Linked DNA regions of Homo sapiens: region 2 is linked to region 1. Evidence: chromatin contacts called from ENCODE Hi-C data. All regions are on one chromosome and are shown on one strand. The core of a region is the stretch at or near the end of the contact, and the rest is flanking DNA. Distances in the headings are between cores, read along the strand shown. Region 1 has its middle 14 kb from the start of LINC-PINT. Region 2 overlaps AGBL3 (AGBL carboxypeptidase 3).

Region 1 (4,486 bases), core at 1,242-3,741:
AGCCAAGATCGCACCACTGCACTCCAGCCTGGGTGACAAGAGTGAAACTCCATCAGGAAAAAAAAATATATATGGTAGGATGCACCACCATTTAATGGCTGTTTTGAGAGCCCTCCCAAAAAACACCGCCGTGTTAAATGTACCTACATTCTCATTTTAGAAATATTAAAAACATGGGGGGATATCTGTACCTTAGAATCTAGGACATGCTATAGTTAAATGACTCTATTTTTCACTTAACTACTCACATATGACAGTCTGCCCCATTCAATGGTACTATCCTTCCTTCTTTATTATTCTTTACTATAAACATAAGCAAAAATAAAAGTTCATAATTCATTGTCTTCAATACTTTTCCCAGACCTCAGCTGTCTCTGGTCATTAGCCCTTCTGGCATTATTCTCATGGGTCTCACGGATCTGAGCCCTCCTTTTTGAAGGAAGCCTCGTTATATACCCCTTCTCCTGCCTTTTGTACATGTCCTTCAAACGTACAAGCTTAATTGAACACTTCCAGAACAACCAGATTGATCTTTTTAATCTTTTTCTTCTGGATTTTTATTTATTAATTAATTAATTTATTTATTTATTTATTTATTTATATTTATCTTTTTTTTTTTTTGAGACGGAGTCTCGCTCTGTCGCCCAGGCTGGAGTGCAGTGGCGTGATCTCGGCTCACTGCAAGCTCTGCCTCCTGGGTTCACGCCATTCTCCTGCCTCAGCCTCCCGAGTAGCTGGGACTACAGGTGGCCACCACCACGCCCGGCTAATTTTTTTTGTATTTTTAACAGAGACGGGGTTTCACTGTGTTAGCCAGGATGGTCTCGATCTCCTGACCTCGTGATTCTCCTGCCTCAGCCTCCCAAAGGGCTGGGATTACAGGCGTGAGCCACCGTGCCAGGCTGTTTTTAATTTTTTGCAGAGACAGAAGTCTCACTTTGTTGCCCAGGCTGGTCTCGAACTCCTGACCTCAAGGAATCTTCCTGCCTGGGCTTCTCAAAGTGTTGGGATTACAGGTGTGAGCCACAGTGCCTAGCCTGATCTTTTTTTGGATGCTCGTCTTTTCTTCATTTAAACCACTGATTTTGTAAAAATGTACACTTCCAATCATATGACTCCTCTTGCCCTTTATTTCCTAGTTCCTGGCCAGAGGGAGTCTTGTGTCCATATTTTCTCTTAACTTGCTCCTCTCGTTCATGTCAGGTTAGCAGGTGCAGAATTGCCTTCTTTGGCTATTACAAATTCAAAGCTGCCCTGGTCACTTATTTTAAGTTGTTTGTCACTTCTACTTTGCCAACATATTTTTCTTAGCTGGTTAGAATTAAGCACAGAATAGTACTTCTTCAGTAAGCAATTAGTTTAAATTTAAGTCATGCCAACTTTATTTGACGATCACTTTTCAGCAGAATGAGACTGTCAGTAGATATCAGATAAGCTGAAGTTCTCCATTACCCCTATATCGTGTCCCTGTGCCAATAATTTTGTCATTTGTATTGGGAAAGCATTACTGATGTTGCCATAACAGGATCACAAGGCATGCTAGGAGTAGTTGACTGCATACAGCCAGTGGAGAGAGGGTATGAGCCAAGACCAGGGTTGGGGGATGCTCCCTAGAGCACGGGCTATGAATACAGAAACCAGCTTGGATCTGGGCAGCTGGCCTCTGCAAAACCTTGTGTCTCTTAATCACATAAAGTTCAGGAAGCTGTTAATACCAGGCAGTTTAGCCTTACCCTAGCAATGGGTTATCTATAAAGGGGAAGGCGCATATGTCCCATGGTTTGAGGAGAGCACAGCAGGGGTGTAGGCAGCAGAATACAGCCCTCTGCAAAGATGACTGGTCAGAACTAAGCTAAAGAAGACATCAGGATCATGGTAAAGTAGGCTGGGGTTCAAGACAAGGGACCCACATCCAAAGGGAGACTGGGATACAAGGCAGGAGGACCAGAGACTGAGGTGTTGAGGGCAAGGTGGAAACCCATATTGGGCAGAGGGGTGGGGAGGCACAATAGGAGGGAGCTACAGATGTCTGAGGCCCCATGGCTGACCTAACTGAAAGGAAGCACAATGGTGGGGCCGATACTAATGGTGACTTTCTCCAGTCTGAGCCAGCGTTTAAGTACTGGGGAGGCTGGGGGTTGGACCCATAAGTAGGGCTCCTTAGACAACCCAGCAGCTGGTTGCTAGAGAAGACAAAAGCAAGACAACTGGCCAGGTGCCTTATTGTATGCTCCTGTGACAATGTCACTTCTGCTTTTATTTTCAGCCAAATGTTCTCGGCCAGGTGTTCAGCCCCCAGGTTTGCGGGTTTCTATATGTGTCTGTGACCTCTTGACTTACAAGCTTACTCTGCTTTGCCTTTGGTTGTGTGCTTCTTTTGAATAAGTTACCTACCTTCATATTGCTGTAATACTACAACAACAGCTACCATTTACTCATTGTCTACCATTTCCCAGGTACTACACCTGCTGATTTACATACATGATCTTATTTAATTCTCACAACCTCCTTGAGAGGTAGGTGTTATTATCCTCATTTCAAAAAGAGGAAACTGAAGCTTATATGGTGTATGTAATCACCCCAAGGTCATGCAGCTGGGATGCAAAAGAGCTCAGATTTAAACTTAGTTTTGTCTGACTGCCTATTGTTGCTTTAAAAGACTGCATTTATACATTGATACTGTGATACACCTGAACAATTCTCACAGAACTTATCAGTCACTAGATCTTTTGTCTGTCAGTCTACCTACCTACCTACTTATGAATTATCTATCCTTTTATCTTCAACTCCATAATACCCAGTACTGTACTATGTAAGAAGTAGATTTTTTTTTTTTTTTGAGACAGAGTCTTGCTCTGTTGCCCAGGCTGGAGTGCAGTGGCACAATCTCGGCTCACTGCAACCTCTGCCTTCTGGGTTCAAGCAATTCTCCTGCCTCAGCCTCCCAAGTAGCTGGGATTACAGGTGCCTGCCACCATGCCTGGCTAATTTTTGTATTTTTACTAGAGACAGGGTTTCACCATGTTGGCCAGGTTGGTCTTGAACTTCTGACCTTGTGATCCACCTGCCTCGTCACAGGCCACCACACCCAGCTATTTTTATTTGTACTTTGTAGAGACAAGGTCTTGCTATTTCCCAGGCCATCACATTTTTAAATGATTGGAAAATGTGAAAAGAAGAATGATATTTTATGACACATAAAAATTATTTGAAATTCAAATTCATTTTATTGGAATATGGCCAGGTTCATTCATTTAAATTTTGTCTGTGGCTGCTTTGCACTACAATGGCAGAATTGAGTAGCTGAGACAGACTGTAGGGCCAGGAAGGCCTAGATTATTTCCTTTCTGGCCCTTTATAGAAATGGAAAAAGTTTGCTGATCTTTGGTATAACTAAATGATACAGGATGGCATAACATTTTAAATATTGTTTCAACTACATCTATTACTGTATTTCCTAAAATTTCCAGTTCAAGGACACTCTCTTTTATTATGTAGAAGAGCTCCACGTTCTTAGAACAGAGTCAAACATGTCCTTCTTTGATATTCTGTACAGCGGCCCTGATAGCAGCAACACTTTTTTTTTTTTTTTTTTTTTTTTTTTGAGACGGAGTCTCGCTGTTTCGCCCAGGCCGGACTGCAGTGGCGCTATCTCGGCTCACTGCAAGCTCCGCCTCCCGGGTTCACGCCGTTCTCCTGCCTCAGCCTCCCGAGTAGCTGGGACTACAGGCGCGGGCCACCACACCCGGCTAATTTTTTTTGTATTTTTAGTAGAGATGGGGTTTCACCGTGTTAGCCAGGATGGTCTCCATCTCCCGACCTCGTGATCCGCCCGCCTCGGCCTCTCAAAGTACTGGGATTACAGGCATGAGCCACCGCACCCGGCCCGCAGCAACACTTTAATGCAGAAACAATAACAGACTAAGAAGCTGGTGGTTTCTCTAAGAGGTTAGACGTCTCTTCCTGCCAGTAGTCACCTTTCTCTCTCATGGGAAACTGGGGCTGGGCAGCGTTATGAGTGATTACAGTGTATTACAGAACTGTAGTGGCACAGAAATGGATGCCCCCGTTTCCATCAACTCATTCAGGGTGATGTGGTGGAGTCATAGACGAGGAAAAGCAAATTGCCCTTTTCGTCATCACCTAGGACCTAAATAAAGATAAAAATGACTCAGATTGACCAGACACAGGTGAATATCACTTCTCAAAATGTTTTCTGAAGGTACTTACATGGCAACAATATGGTTCTGTGGGAGCCCCATCAATGTGTTAGCTCAAGAGTAAAACACAGGGAGCAGAAAGAACCTCCTTACATTTCCTAAGATCAAGCTGGGTTTGCAGTCAACTTCAAGGGAATCTGTTTTACTTATTTATTTTTTGAGACCCAAGCATAAATTCTACTGTCTTTCTGCATGTCTGCCTTTCTTGCCATGCATCTTTCTCTCTTTCTTCAATCTAACAAAAGTTTACTGATCATTTATTATGT
Region 2 (4,486 bases), core at 1,011-3,510, 3.9 Mb before region 1:
AGTATTACACTGGTGTTTTGAGAGAGGCTCAGAGCAAGAGACTGTAGTCTCTTAGCTTAATTATCCTAGATGCCCAAAAAGGTAAAGTCAGTTTTCTAAGACTAGCCTTACTCTTAGAAGCTGAAAAGGTTGAATGGAAGCCTGCAAACTTGAGTGGCATTGCTCTGGGAGACATTCTGGTCATAAGATATAATGATGAACTGGACCAATTAATTGTTAATGACAGAGGTAATGAGCCATTATCTTTTGATTCTTATTTTTCAGGTTACATCTACTACAATACTGCAGATACAGTATAACATTGGTATTGCTGGTATGATTCCTCTCCCTTAGGTAAGTCAGTCATATGATGATGATCAAATGTATTGGAAAATTGAATCACGGCCTCCTTGGTATGTAATATCAATGAAAAATGGGCTGAGTAAGAACTGGATCTACTTAATTATGAGTTAATTTCTATGCTGAATATTTATGTACAAGTTTGTTAAAATGTATAAATAGCAGAATATTAAAATAGGAGATAATTATACTAGTTACAAACTAGGCTCTTTGTTAAAGAGAGCCTAGGCCAAGGGACAGTGGGTAGCCTGTGTGTAAATGATTAACTCAGCAGGCCTTGGTTGTCCAAACCTTGCACATTGTAAAGGTTTGGACCTTGCTAAACTCTTGGGAGATAGCCTCTGATGCCTTGGAATACCTTGCCTCATTAAGAGTATCTTTGTCTACCTGGGACCTTGGGCTATGTCAGATAGTAGTTTATGCTAACAATTGATTTATTGTGGTGGTGGTGGTGGTAGAGGCCTTGGACACACAGTATCAATTTTGACCCCTGGAAAGGCCAGAGACTAAGTAACTAAGGTCAGCCATGTGGGCACTGAATGTAAATATAACCAACCTGCAATAGAAACCAGTGACATCAAAGCTAGATGAGCTTCCCTGATTTGCAGCACTTCATATTATCTCACATTATGGCTGGGAGAATTAAGTGCTGTTTCTAAGACTCCACAGGGAGAGAACAACTGGAAGCTTGTGCTAGGTCTCATCTGGACCCTGCCGCATAGCAAGTGTCCCCAACCCTGAGGCCATGGACCAGTACTGGTCTATGGCCTGTGAGGAACCAGGCCACACAGCAGCAGGTGAGCAGTGGGCGAACGACCATTACCACCTGAGCTTTGTCTCCTGTCAGATCAGCAGCAACATTAGATTCTCATAAGAGCACAAGCCCTATTGTGAACTGTGCATGCAAGGGATCTAGGTTGTGTGTGCTCCTCATGAGAATCTAACTAATGCCTGATGCTCTGAGGTGGAACAGTTTCATCCCAAAACCATCCCCCAACATCTACAGAAAAATTATCTTCCCCGAAACTGGTCCCTGGTGCCGAAAAGTTTGGGGACCACTGCTATACGCCATTTACCTTTGCTGATTTTAATCTGTGTCCTTTCAGGGACATAATAAACCATAACCATGAGTATAATGGCTTCTCTGAATTCTGCAAGTCTTTGTAGCAAATTATTGAATATGAGTTGTCTTGAGGACCCCTGACCACACTCATAAACTATTTGCTTTTATGACAATAAATTGATGCAACTCTTTTTGGAGGAAAATTTGACAGTATCCTTATACCAGAAATTATGGGAATGTACCCCCAAAATATGTACGTATATATGCATTAGGCCACACATAAAAGGATATTTATGCAGTTCTGTTTGTCAGAGCCAATGACTGGAAACCCCTTAAATTCATTAATAAGGTACCAGTTAAAGAAATTCTGATTCATCCATTTAATGAAATCTGATGTACCAGTTTATAAAAAAGGAGACTAATATATATAAACTGATATGGAAAGTCTTTCAAGATAGATGACTGTGTAAGACAGAGTTAATTTATAGCTGGACTGGAAAAGCTCTATTTTTACCTCTGGGGAATTCTGGCTGTCCAGCTTTGACTCTTGGCCAAGATAAGAACAGTAAGATTAATGATGTGCTGTTTACTGTCTGAAACTCCCCCTGAGAGTTTCATGTCCCCCGCATGGCCAGTTTGTTTACTGATGGTTTTCATTTGGCAGAATCAGGAAGACAGCCTGGCTTGATGTCATGACTACAGGGGTCTAAAAACCCAGATGGGAACTTTTGCCTTGAGGTTTTCTGAAGCTAAGATGCATCACATAGATCTTGGTGTTTCAGTCTGAAGACAGGCAGTCTATGTGTGTGAATAAGGCCCCTGGAAAGCTTGCACCTGGGCCCCAATGCTTGCCACAGTATCTTTCTCTTGCTGCACCGTATCCTGTGCCTTTGAATAAAAGCCACACAGAAGAATGCTCTGTGAAGTCTTATAAGTCCTTTCAAATATCCAAATTTGTAAAATCTTTGCAATAGTCAAGTGACAAAAGCAAGGTCTAGAGCAATACGTAAGACTGTGGGAAGTAAACTTTCTGAAATGCTAGCAAGCAAAGGTGGAAAAAGCCATCAAGGACACATGTGGGAGAAGATTTTGATTCTTCCTACACAAGGATGTATTGTATTGGGTGTTCCAGTTGGCTTGAGGACCAGCAGAGCTTGCAAAAATTTCAGGGGCACAGACTGAAAATAAAAGAACAGTGGCATAGCCCAAAATAAAGCTTTTATCCAGCATGACTATACCTTGCACAGATAGTGTGACCAGTAGCTGTGTGACATCATGACTCTGGGGATCTTGGGAAACGTATGCTGAGAGAGGTTGCACCTTCACCAGGGTGGAGGCTGGATTCACAGGGCCCAAAGTCTATTCATTATGTAAGATATCTGAAAGGAGGCACCACAAACTCTAGCCACTCTTACAACAATATTTTGGTTAGAAACTATATTTAGAATTTCAATAGAAGAGGCCAGAAACACAGCTGCCCACATCTGAAAGAACCTCAGCAGTAACAGTGGGGGATTACCAAGCAACCAAGGAAAATAGAAACTCTCCCCACTCTGAGCTGCTGATGGTGACTCCTGTGACTGAGGGCAAAATGACGGCTGAAAGTGAGGGCTAGGAAATTTAAGGAAGAGAAAGGTGTGGCAAAGATGTGACAGAAGGGTTTTCTAGTTAGGTGAGGTGGAACCAAGTTGAGTGGAATGAGCACATGCGGCTGGAAGTGACACTGAGAAGCAGTGGCCCGACGGGGTCTTGCTTTCCTCTTCCTTTTGGGTCTCTTCTGCTCTCATTCTCTCGTCACTGTTACTGGAGAGAAATTAGGCAGAAGTCACAGTAGGAGCAGTAGGGATTTTCCTTTATTGCTCCTTATCCATTCCCTCTGTCACAGATATGTCATGAGGAGGCTAGGAAACAGAACCAAAGTACAAAAAGAAAGGCTTGGGGGAAGGTTTAAATTCAGTAGCATGGCAGTGTTTTCTCTGTTGGACTTTTTTATTTCCTGACCTGGTGCTGTAGGAAAAATGAGGTTGGAGGGGGTGGTAGCAGAGGAGAGGTGGGGATGATGGTAGAAGGACTGAAAGGAGAAAAAGAGAGAGAGATGTCCTATACTACAGAAGATAAATATATACCCAGCTTTGAAGAGATGTGTAAGGAAGTGATTCTGTTTAGTACTATTAAGCATGAATTCTTTAATATATTTTTAACCCTATAACTTTGGAATTCTTGAGAAAAATTACCTTTGTCCTCTATGAACAAAAATCAGTGTTCTTTCTCTCTCTCCACCCGTCCTTTCTCCCCATGTCTATCTATCTATATGCCAGATGATATATGAAGAAAATTTAGTTTTTAAGAACTCCTAGTAGGCACTGCAATAAGTGTAGTTATAAAAAGTATGTATGTGTAATTTTTTTTTATTCACCAATGAGTGTCCATAAGATCTCCACCTGGCAATAACATATGTTTGCGTGCCTCAATCAACAAAAGGTGGAAAGTCATGGCAGTGAAAAGATGATGAACAATGGGATGTTTCTGTCATGCCTGTGCACGGATTGGAGAGATGAGGCTATAAGCTTTACTTGGAAAAGCAAAAATGAATTTGGGAATGGACACATACAGAAATATTAAAATCTATATATACTAAAATATATACTCTTCAGTTTCATAAACATCCATTAAAGGAAAAAGCAGAGAGTGGGAAAAAGACAAAGGAGCAGAAAGAGAAAATGAAAGAGGAAAAGAGGAAAAAAGGAGAAAGGCAGAAAGTGGTAAAAGAAGATAAAGATACACTAAGAAGACAGACCTACAAGGAGGAAATAAGGAGAAAGAGACAGAGAGCCACAAAGAGCAGGACTACAGCTCACAGCCATTCCGGCATAGCCTCCATCTGTGACTTCACTCTGTGTATGAGTTTGTGCCTGGGACACCGTCATGCCCTTTGGAATTGTTTAGAATTGCTAAAGCTTCAGGAGCCAAGCAAATGCTGCAAGTGCCTCCATTTAAGCCCATGTGGCTACTGAACACTTGAAATGTGGCTGATCTCAATTCAAATGTCTGTAAAGATAAATGCACACCAGATTCTGAAGACTT

Evidence for each region. Hi-C counts contacts between places; a loop is a spot of excess contacts on that map. Pooled maps may share reads with other maps.
Region 2: a pooled map shows a loop between it and region 1 (9-fold over the local background). The contact joins two enhancer-like sites. A Hi-C loop is called at or near these places in 2 of 37 single-sample maps with no recorded cell type and 2 of 50 pooled maps.

The regions. Positions count from the first base shown.
Region 1 is chr7:131,122,141-131,126,626 of GRCh38, reverse strand. It overlaps a transcript of MKLN1 not described here. Among named protein-coding and RNA genes, the nearest start is that of LINC-PINT, 14 kb to the right of the region's middle. RefSeq lists a silencer at 2,071-2,150 and an enhancer at 2,291-2,450. Within about 2 kb of position 2,491, at least 3 of the 41 ENCODE cell types and tissues checked have a DNase peak (open chromatin) inside an H3K27ac peak, as active enhancers do.
Region 2 is chr7:134,993,930-134,998,415 of GRCh38, reverse strand. The region is part of intron 4 of AGBL3 (AGBL carboxypeptidase 3); the gene reads right to left. Among named protein-coding and RNA genes, the nearest start is that of AGBL3, 9.7 kb to the right of the region's middle. RefSeq lists enhancers at 2,026-2,095, 2,296-2,375, 2,756-2,875. Within about 2 kb of position 2,260, at least 3 of the 41 ENCODE cell types and tissues checked have a DNase peak (open chromatin) inside an H3K27ac peak, as active enhancers do.